Linked DNA regions of Mus musculus: region 1 is linked to region 2. The links are chromatin contacts, found by Hi-C or POLR2A ChIA-PET in ENCODE. All regions are on one chromosome and are shown on one strand. The core of a region is the stretch at or near the end of the contact, and the rest is flanking DNA. Distances in the headings are between cores, read along the strand shown.

What was found. Hi-C counts contacts between places; a loop is a spot of excess contacts on that map. ChIA-PET counts read pairs that join two places held with the same protein, here RNA polymerase II (POLR2A).
Region 1: a map of left cerebral cortex shows a loop between it and region 2 (2.2-fold over the local background). The contact joins the enhancer-like site here to the promoter of Nmnat2 in region 2. A Hi-C loop is called at or near these places in 1 of 37 maps with a recorded cell type or tissue (left cerebral cortex). POLR2A ChIA-PET finds 5 or more read pairs at or near these places in 1 of 5 experiments (embryonic stem cell).

Annotation. Positions count from the first base shown.
Region 1 is chr1:153,051,801-153,057,088 of GRCm38, forward strand. The region is part of intron 1 of Nmnat2 (nicotinamide nucleotide adenylyltransferase 2); the gene reads left to right. Among named protein-coding and RNA genes, the nearest start is that of Nmnat2, 99 kb to the left of the region's middle. Within about 2 kb of position 2,939, at least 2 of the 3 ENCODE cell types and tissues checked have a DNase peak (open chromatin) inside an H3K27ac peak, as active enhancers do; they include left cerebral cortex, where a contact is called at or near this core.
Region 2 is chr1:152,951,230-152,956,373 of GRCm38, forward strand. It overlaps Nmnat2 (nicotinamide nucleotide adenylyltransferase 2), which reads left to right and starts at 3,872. Exons shown (of 11, transcript NM_175460.3): 1 at 3,872-3,964. The coding sequence starts at 3,880.

The sequences.
Region 1 (5,288 bases), core at 1,689-4,188, 100 kb after region 2:
GCATGAAGCTGTTACACATCAAAAGCTGCTCCCAGCTGGGCAGTGGTGGTGCACACCATTAATCCCAGCACTTGGGAGGCAGAGGTAGGCGGATTTCTGAGTTCGAGGCCAGCCTGGTCTACAGAGTGAGTTCCAGGACAGCCAGGGCTACACAGAGAAACCCTGTCTTAAAAAAAAAAAAAAAGCAAGCTGCTCCCATAGCTACACACTTAGTGGGGTCCTTAGAGACAAAAACCGGTCAGAGCTGGGCTCTTGACCTCAGAGTTCGTGCTTCCAGTCCTTTATGCCAGCCTTTCCCTGAGGGGCCCCAGTAGTAATAATTAGTGATTAATTATTGCCTGCCATTGATGGCAGATTCAAAGACGCCTCTTTGTCAAGAAAGAAATGTTTTAAAAGAGAAAATATCTCAACACTCCCGTGCCAGGAATATTGACAAGTTGCTATTAAACGTATGTTTTCTTGTTCCTTACAAATCAAACACCCACTCACGCCGGGGAAGAGAGTTTAACCGGTTGGCACAAAATCCTGGAAGGCAAGCTTACCGTTCTCTTCGAGGGGGGTGTTGGGAGGGGTGACTCCAGTTCCACCTCGGAACTGTGGGATGTGAGGCATGCATGCGGGAAGCTCTGTGGCCTTGAGCTTCAAAGCACTCTGCGTTACTGCATCTTCACACTTTACAGTGTATCCTTCCCCACCCCACGGTTCATAACTTCCCAGAAGACAGGATGCCTGTGCTAGGGGAACAGGAGGCCGTGGAAGCTGGAGGTGGGAAGAAGTGAGGGAGACAAAACTGACATTGAAAGCAGACCCGGCCTCATCGGAAAGAACACTGGTTGGAGGAATGTGGAAAATGAATAAGCCCAAATGGTTACACTGAAACGAACCCGGAAGCCAGGTGCGGTGGCCCACACCTGCCTGTAATCCCAGCACCCGGAAAGGGAAAGGCAAGTACCAGGAACTTGGGGCCATCAGCAGGTTTGAGACCAGCCTTGGCCAATGAGACCGTGCCACAAAACAAACAAACAAACAACCTGGTACTGAGCACCCTGTCAGACACAGCTCATTTGTCCTTATAATGACCCTTGAGAAAGCCACTCCTGACATCATCTCCACGAGGAGCCCAGCATCACATCGCTAGAAGGCAGGCAATAGAGTCAAGATTTGAACCCAGTTATTTTGGGAGAACCTTGGTGGAATCTCATTCTGTTGGCCCAGATTTTAAGCCACTTGTCAAATGTTGGCCCCTTTTTTAGGGAGAAACAGGATTAGATAAACTGTTAGGAATGTGTCTTTTTCCTCAGGAAATGTACAGTGCAATATACATATATATATATGAAACCGTGCCACAAAACAAACAAACAAACAACCTGGTACTGAGCACCCTGTCAGACACAGCTCATTTGTCCTCATAATGACCCTTGAGAAAGCCACTCCTGACATCATCTCCACGAGGAGCCCATATATATACTTTATATATATATAAAGTATCTCTCTACCAAATAGTATAACATGAAGCTAGGGGAGAAAAAAAAAAAAAAAACAGTAAAGTCAATTTGATGAGATCAATTTGGGCTGACTAGATAGCTCCAGGGGGTGAGGGCCCTTGCAGCCAAGCTTGGTGCCCCCGAATTCCATCCCTAAGACACACCAGGTGGAAGCTGAGAAACAATTTCCACAAGGAATTCCTCCAACGCAGTGATGTGCAGGAGTGCCCCCACTCCGCATGCAAACTAACTAACTAACTGACTAACTAACTAGCTAGCTAGCTAACTAACTAGCTAACTAAGGTGTAGTAGGGGGAGGAGTGGGATAGACTATGAAAACTCTCCATGCTTTCTGTAACTCGATTGTAAGTGGAAAAAATTAATTTTATATTCTTATTTCATATCTTGCGTGTGTGCACAAACACGCAGTGTATATGCGTGTAGTAAGACGGCTTGTCAGAGTCAGTTTTCCCATCCCATCCTGTGACTCTCAGGGACCCAGCTCAGGTTACAAGTTTAACCGCAATGCTTTTATCTTAGAGCCGCCTCCTTTGCCCAAGTCTGAAAATTTTTAAAAAAATAAAATAAAAGAAGCCCCTGGTTTCTCTTCCTTTGAGCCCTCCCAATCTTGAGAGCTCACTCTCATTTTCCCTTAATAAGTCTGGATTCATTCTAAAAATGAAAACCAACCCAAGCCTATGACTGATGTGCCTAAAAAAAATTGGTTTTTTTTTTTTTTTTTTTTTTTTGCTTTTTCTATTTCATAGTGTTTATAAATTTCTAAATTTATCATGGCTAAATTTGACAGACTGTGAGGAGAGATGTGTGCCTGCATCGGGAGGGGACCTTAGATGAGGCTCATTTCTCAGGCGCTGGGAACAAAAAGGAGATTTCATGGCTGTCAGTCATCCGGGCTATAAAGTGGATCCCACTGAGAAGGAAGAGGAGGCCCTGTCTTGAGCTTGGCTGGGGACAAGCCTCTTTGTCCGCTCCCCCACCGAGAAGTAAAAAGAGGTCCTTGCTGTTTGAACTTCCAGGAGAAAAAAATAAAATCCTTACCAGCTGAGCGGCAAGGAGCCAGAGCAATAAGTTTTGCCTGGTTATTATATAACGTAATTCTGGATGGGGGAAATACAAGACTGCTTAGAAATGCTTTCACTGCTGGTGGCCCTAATCATCCCCTTAGAGCTCTTCATAAAGAACCAATTAATTAATTAATTAGGACTTGTGAGGAGAAAGGGTCTCTCCTGGTCCTCAGCCAGGAATTCCCGCCATGGCCCTGGCTCCTCACTCCAAAAGCCTGTTCTCTGACTAGCAGCCACAGAAACCATTTCTCTGTTGGAGCAGGAGGGTTTCTGAAGTGTAGGGGCTGACAGGACACTGGCCTTTGCCTAGTTGAACAGTGAGGAAGTCGGGCAGAGCTGGGGAGCAGGGCTCACACAACCCTTCCTGCAGGCTGGAAAGCTAACCAGGGACCTTGGCGCCCAGCCACTGCAGTCTCCCTGTGAAGGAAACACCTTCACCAGGCAGAGCGTTTGTCATGCTGGTCCTTGGCTCGGTCACTTTTTCCAATAGTATTCTTCTGTGCTAAAACCAGGGCAGGATGAAATACTAGCCCCTTGCTTCCTATCCTCTGGGGCCATAATTCTTCCACCTGCAATAATATCGTTAGTTACTGCTGGTCCTTTGCTTCATGTATCCAGAAGAGGCTTCATCAACCTTGGATCCATCAAAGAACAGAATTATAACAATTTAAGAATCTTTAGTTTTTGAAATGCCATCACTACTTTATTTATTTATTGTGTGCTGGGGGACAGGGGTATACACACATGCTACAGCAGTCCACGGAGGTCAGAGGACAGTTTGCCTCGTGGGGTTGGTTCTCTCTTTCTACCACATGGGTCCTAGGGATGGAACTTGACTGCAAGAGCCTTTGCCAACTGAGCCATCTTGCTGGCCCCAGTTTGCAGATGTTAACTGGCCTTCTTTTCAGTTCCAGAGCCCAGTAACGTTCTGGTCCACAAAATAGAAGTATTATGATGAGCCAAGTAGATGAAGTTGGATTATAGACAAAAAGAAAGAAAAAAAGCCAGAAGGTAAATAAGGGGGTGGGGGTGATAGGTGGGTTGTTTCAATATAGCACAGATAAAGGGAGACTGAGAAAGTCAAAACTGGCAGGCCTCAGCTACTTCCTTTTCTGTGAGGAGACTGGAGCAAAGGGACACCAGTGGTGCCTACACACCTACTGCTAGGGAATGTACTTGATCCCCTGTCCCTGCTTTCTCAGGCCATATAAACACCCTGCTTGCAACATGGATGATATGGAACTTGGAACTTTGCTGTGAGTAACTTAAGAGTCTAGTCAGAAGCCGGGCATGGTGGCGCACGCCTTTAATCCCAGCACTCGGGAGGCAGAGGCAGGCGGATTTCTGAGTTCAAGGCCTACATGGTCTACAAAGTGAGTTCCAGGACAGCCAGGGCTACACAGAGAAACCCTGTCTCGAAAAACCAAAAGAAAAAAAGTCTAGTCAGTGGGGCCCAGCACAAGAGCCCTATCCAAAACAACGACACTGGACATCCTGGGACTTTTAGGGGGGACGAAGGTAATCAGGATTGAACCCAGAGCCTCATGCATGCTATCGCCAGCCCCTCCTTTTACTTAAGAAGATAAATTTTGAGAAGGGTTTCCATAAGTTGTTCAGGTTGTCCTTGAACTTGAGATCTATCTTCCCAGCTCAGCTTCCAGAGCTCAGCTGAGATTACAGACCTCTGAGGCCAGGCCCATGTTGGAACAGTTAATTCTTTACTCTGGGTGCTATCCAGTCTATTACAGGCTGTTCAACAGTATCTGGTGGCCTCCACCTGGTAGGTGTCAGGACCTACCCATCTTGTCACAACCCGGAACATCTGCGGATGTTGCCAAATGTGCTTCTGGACTCAGCCAACTCTGGCTGAGGATGTTGAGTCTGGAACCTCTTAGGGACAGTCTTTCCAGTCTTCTTAGGAAAGTTCTGGAAGGTGGAGGGGACCAGAGAAGACTGAATGCACCTGATTCTAACTGGCCTAATGCAGGGAGAAGTAGTTACGATTCCATGTCTGAGGCATTCTGAAGACATGGTTTGCTAGATGACAGTTTAGCGTTCAGAGTGTTGGGACTAGAGGGACACCACACTGACTCTTCAAGAGCTTTTATTTTTGTCCTGTTTGTTAGTTTCCTTTCCTTTCCTTTCCTTTCCTTTCCTTTCCTTTCCTTTCCTTTCCTTTCCTTTCCTTTCCTTTCCTTTCCTTTCCTTTCCTTTCCTTCTTCCCTTCTTCTTCCCTTCTTCTTCTTCCCTTCTTCTTCTTCCCTTCCCTTCCCTTCCCTTCCCTTCCCTTCCCTTCCCTTCCCTTCCCTTCCCTTCCCTTCCCTTCCCTTCCCTTCCCTTCCCTTCCCTTCCCTTCCCCCTGCCTCTCTCCCCATCTCTCTTCTCTGTCTGTCTGTCTGTCTGTCTGTCTGTCTGTCTGTCTGTCTCTCTCTTCCTCTTTCTTTCTTTTTTTTAGACAGGGTTTCTCTGTGTAGCCCTAGCTGTCCTGGAACTCACTCTGTAGATCAGGCTGGCCTCAAACACACAGAGATCGGCCCGTCTCTGCCTCCCAAGGGATGGGACTAGAAGCATGCACCATACGCCAGCCTGTTTGTTAACTCTGAGACATGGTCTACAAGTGTAGTCTGGTCTCCAACTTAATATATAGTCAGTCCAGTTATGTCTCAAACTCACAGCCATGTCCTGAGTGCTAGAATTCCAAGCCCAGCTTCGTGGAAGG
Region 2 (5,144 bases), core at 2,622-5,121:
TTCTAGGACAGCCAGGGCTACACCCTGAGATCCTGTCTCGATAAAAATAAAAACAAGGGCTAGAGAGATGGCTTAGAGGTCAAGAGTATTGACTGCTCTTCTGAAGGTCCTGAGTTCAAATCCCAGCAACCACATGGTGGCTCACAACCACCTGTAATGAGATCTGACTCCCTCTTCTGGAGTGTCTGAAGACAGCTACAATGTACTTATATATAATAAATAAATACATCTTTTAAAAAAAGCAAAACCAAAAAAAAAAAAAAAACGCTTCCCTCCAGCCTCTGCTAAACAGTCAGTATCCACTCTGGGTCCTACCTACAACACCAGTGATCAGCACGTCTTTGTGTTTTGGTTGGTGCTATTATCTTTATTTTTAAAATGTGGTCGAGGACCAATAGATGCCTCAGCTGGAAAAGGTGCTTGCCATACAAGACTGGGAACTTGAATTTGATCCTTGAACCCACAGAAAGGTAGAAGGAGGGAACCAATTTTAACCACACACCACCACCACTACCACTGCCGTCGTCATCGTCGTTGTTGTCACCGTCGCCATCATCCTCATCATATATTATAATGAAATGAAGCTGGTAGTTGGACATCGCAGCCCATGCCTATATCCCAGCACTTGGGAACTGGAGGCAGTAGAGTCAGGAGATCAAGATCATCCATCCTCAGATTCACCACAGTTCAAGGCAAGCTTGAATTAAGGAGACCCTCTCCCTCTGCTCTCCTCCTCCAAAAACAATAGGAAAGAAAGGAAAAAAGAAAAGAGGGAAACAAACAAAAATTGAGCTAAACCAAATGTCCAAATGTGATTGTTCTGGCACAGAAACAAACCAAAAGGAGATGCGGTGCTGTGGATGCAGCACCAAGACTTTGATCAAAACTACCAGTGGGTGCAGCTGGCTGGCTTGGAACATACCAGCTGTCTGAGCTCAGGCCATTCATTTCTCTGTGCCTCTATATGCAACTCTCTAAAATGGGATGCACTTAGAGACTTATGTGAAGTAAATTAAACTGTGCATGGTCCCAGGCTTTCTGGGTGTATAATGAACGTAGCCACTGCTCTTACTTTGTTGTGCTCTGGGCAGATTCTGAGGGCCTCCTGTCTGTATCTGCTTCTCCCTAGGTGACCTCATTCGATCCCATGACTTTAAAAATAATCTATACTAGCAACTCGAAAATATATGTCTCCTGCCAAACCGATCTCTGCAAATGTGAGCCAGCTCATGTCACTTTTCTCTTCAAAATCACTGCTATGCCTTCCCATCTCGATTGTCGAAACAACCGGAGCACCGCCCAAGAGCCTGCAAGGCTCCGCACGCCCTGTCCTACTTTGCGGATCATTCCTCAACTCTTTCTGTATTCCTTCCTTTTCAGCCACATTGCGGCTGTATGTTGAGCACCCCATAGGGTCTTGCCTCTCAGACCCTTTCTACTTCCCATTCTGCCTAGTGTGCCCATCCCCAAAGGTTCATGCTACATGACCTTTTCTGTGACTGAAGTTCCTGCTCAGACACTGTTTCAGCAAAGAGCCTGCCCGCCCCTGACCCCCTCGAAAGAGGACTGATTCCTTTTCTGTTTCTTTCCTTGCTTTATGTTTCTAGATATTCCGATTACTAATGCATCTATTAATTTTTTAATGGTCTGTTGTTTTTGCCTAGAGTGTGAACTGAATTAAAGCAGCAGCCCTATCTTGTTCACAACCCTTAAGTCAGTGCTTGGTATATGGCAGGCATTCAATAAATATTTATTGCTTAATTATAATTATGTTAATTGCCCAGCTTCTAACATCTCTTGCTCTTTCTACCCCGCCCATTTGCATCTTGTGTTAGAGAAGACACAAACTTCTGTATGAATTACACTGGCTCTTAAGACTCTTATATTGAAACCAGAAACTTTGGGGTCAGTACTTTGGCTTATCAGGTAAAGCAGATGTCACCAAGGCTGATGGTCTGAGTTCTATCCCAGGGACCCACACTTAAAGAGGAGAGAAATGACAGCTGCAGGTTGTCCTCTGAGCTCTGTGGTAGTGCTGTAATATTTGTGTGTGTGTGTGTGTGTGTGTGTGTGTGCGCGCGCGCACATGCATGCTTACGTGCACACACACAAAGTAATAAACTAGAAACTAGAAAACTAGAAAATCTCTCCACAGTAGGAATTGATTTACTATTCAGCAAAAATTAAGAAATATGAACCGCATGCCTGCCAGAAACTCTTAGATAAGAAGTAAGGAGCAGTGCTAATGCGGTGGCTGAACAGGCAAAGGTACTCACTACCAAGGCCGATGGCCTGGGTTCAACACCCAGTTCCCACAATGCAGAAGGAGAGAGCTGACTCTTGCAAGGAACTGTTCGTCCAAGAAGGCAATACTTGTGCTTCTGAATCAGGAATCTAATTACTGGTTCTGTAATGCATCCAAAGAGAACAGTTGTCCGGTCTTCAAACCTTTCCTTTCCCCCTATTCATTTTTCAGAGTCTTAGCCCATTCATTTACTAAACTCAAATTTTAAGGCGTTTCCCCAAACGTCTCTATATCCCATCCATCCGCAAAGACTAAAAGCTACAAAATCTATGGTATCTATCCTGCCCTGCCTCATCTCCCTGCTGCTGACTCTCTATACCCAGCAGTCCCAGGACAGGACCACCTGCCCAAGGCTGCCAACTTTCTCCTAATTCTTATTTTCCTCTTGGTTCTTTTCCTCCCAACACTCAGAGATCTCATAAAAATGTCAATTACATGGTACTCTCTGTCTAACGATTTCAATGGCCTCCTTTTGTTATTCCACTGTAAGTCAGTGACTCATAAGAACTTCCTGTCCATTATCCTAAACCCATATGATGACTGGGTGCACATTTCTCTACTACTGTTTGCCCACCTGTCCAGGACTTTTGGTTATATGGCCCTCCTTTCATGTTCACAAGCACTGGAAGCCTGTCTCCGGGTCTCTGTACCAACAACTTCTTGTCTAAATAGGCCTGCCTTAAATGTCGTCTAAGCCAGAGAGGCTTTCTCAGACTCCGTCCAATCTGCTCTGTCAGACAGTGAGTTAATTCAGTTATCATTCGGGGTCCACAGCAGCATCCAATAGAGAGTGAGCATCAAGAAGTAAGCATAGAGTGGTGACTGACTCAACTTGGACAGCTGATGTAGGAATTTCGTAATACTTAGCCTTACTAATTTCCCATTCATATCTGCCCAAACCCATAATTCAACCCACACAAAGGACCAACATTAGCAGAAGGGCTTTCTTAGTAGCCACAGGTCAAGATTTGGATTCCAGTCAATAGTTTAGAATCACTAAATAAGGGAGGAGAACAAAACAAAACAAAAAATCCGAAATGAACACTATTGAAAAGAAAACCTATCATTTGTCACTTTAAATATTAAAGCTCATGAAAAAGAAAATTCATAAAATCAAACATTTTTGAAGTCGGATATGTTAGGGAATGTAGACAGGGAGAGAAAAAGTGAGTCAGGAAAACGAAATTTGACACAGAGAGAACATAGCCAGCAACCACGCTGTAAGGATGCCAGGGTACCACTCCTTTCCTTGTAGATAAAGTAAGATGCAGTGAGGTGGGGTGGAGAGGGTAGAAACAATAGGGTCAGGAACCAAGACCAGTGACGCAAAAGAAGCTAGAGAGGAAGTAGGACTAAGCAGAGCCAAAGGGAGAGCAATACAAAAGCAGCCTTGGATCGAGCCGGAGTGGCAAGCGTTAAAGGGAGGCGGGGAGTGACGCGGTTTGCGTCTAGAGCGGCTCCTTGGAGTCCACAGCATCCACCGCCGGAGCCTCGCCTTCCTTTCTCCGTCTGCAGACATATCGAGACACAAAAAGAGGCAACCCCTGGATCAGTGCGAGAGACCTCATCCCATCATGACCGAGACCACAAAGACCCACGTTATCCTGCTGGCCTGCGGCAGCTTCAATCCCATCACTAAAGGGCACATTCAGATGTTCGGTGAGTCCTCCCGCCCACCCCGGAGGCTGCTTCCGCTGCTCTACTCTCGCCAATATCAGGGCTTTCCAAGGCGATTGAGCAGGAAGGCGTGCGCCCCTCCGGAGGGGTGCGCCGGCTGATCAGGCTGGTGCCAGGTCAGCCCCAACTATCCCCGCTAGCACGAGCCGACGCAAACTGCGTTTTTTCCAGGCTTCTCTAGCGTGGGGCCAGATCGCCTCGCCGAGGGCCAGGGATGGGGGAGGTGCGGGGCTGGGGGGTGAGTGTCCTCTGGGGTGGGGTGGGGGCGCCTGGTTAGAGCCCTGGAGTGCGGTGGTTTGAGTACTTGGCGGGCAAGGGTGGGGATAGGGGCAGAGGTTGGGGTGCGAAGAAGGAAGGAGAAGGGCTGAAGATAACGTGCTGTTTGTTTAGGATGGGCAGAAAGCTCGAAGGAGTTAAATGTGCCTCGGAGACACAAACACTCGCACACGACACACCAGTGGCAGGGACTGGGGCTTCAAGGAGACTAATACTGGGCTTGGCTGGCGGTTCCAGGAGGCTCAACGGACAATGTTTGGAGATTGTAGCTTTGGTGGCCCAGAGCGGTGGATGTTGGCTAATGGAGAGGGAAGGGTACCACTGCCCCGCCGAGGTTTGGCTCCGGCTGCCTTGGAAAGGGGAGGGGGCGGGGCGACTGCTTCGGGAGGTGGTCCACGAGCCGGCGAGATGGATCCCGGCCCAAGTTGGCCAAGGTTCTGCCCAAGGCGGCGATGACAACCGGCATCCTTGCGGTGTGAGTGTGAAGATGGATATTTGAATGTGCGTGAGAGCTCGTGTGTGGGGTAGGGACGTGTCTTCACGAGTTTGTTTTTTGAGGTTCGGGACGTACAGTGAGAGGGGGAAAGCTCAGGCGTCTCGGGTGCGTGCATAAAGGTCCAGCAGAGAGGCAGGAAAGAGGTAATTGTCCACGCAGGTTGAAATTTCTCGCCGCCGGTGCGGAAGCCACGCCGCTCGAAGGCTACTGCTTTAGGACCCAAAGGCGCAGGGTGTGTGCGCGTTTAGACCCCTGAGAGGGGGACGCGGGGTCACTTTAAAAGCAGAAATTGAGAAGTTATAAGTTGGGGTGATTTTTCTTTTCCCCTGGGACTCAAGGAAATGAGTAAGGGAGAGCCAGGGCTCTGGGGATGGGAGAAGGGCAGGGTGA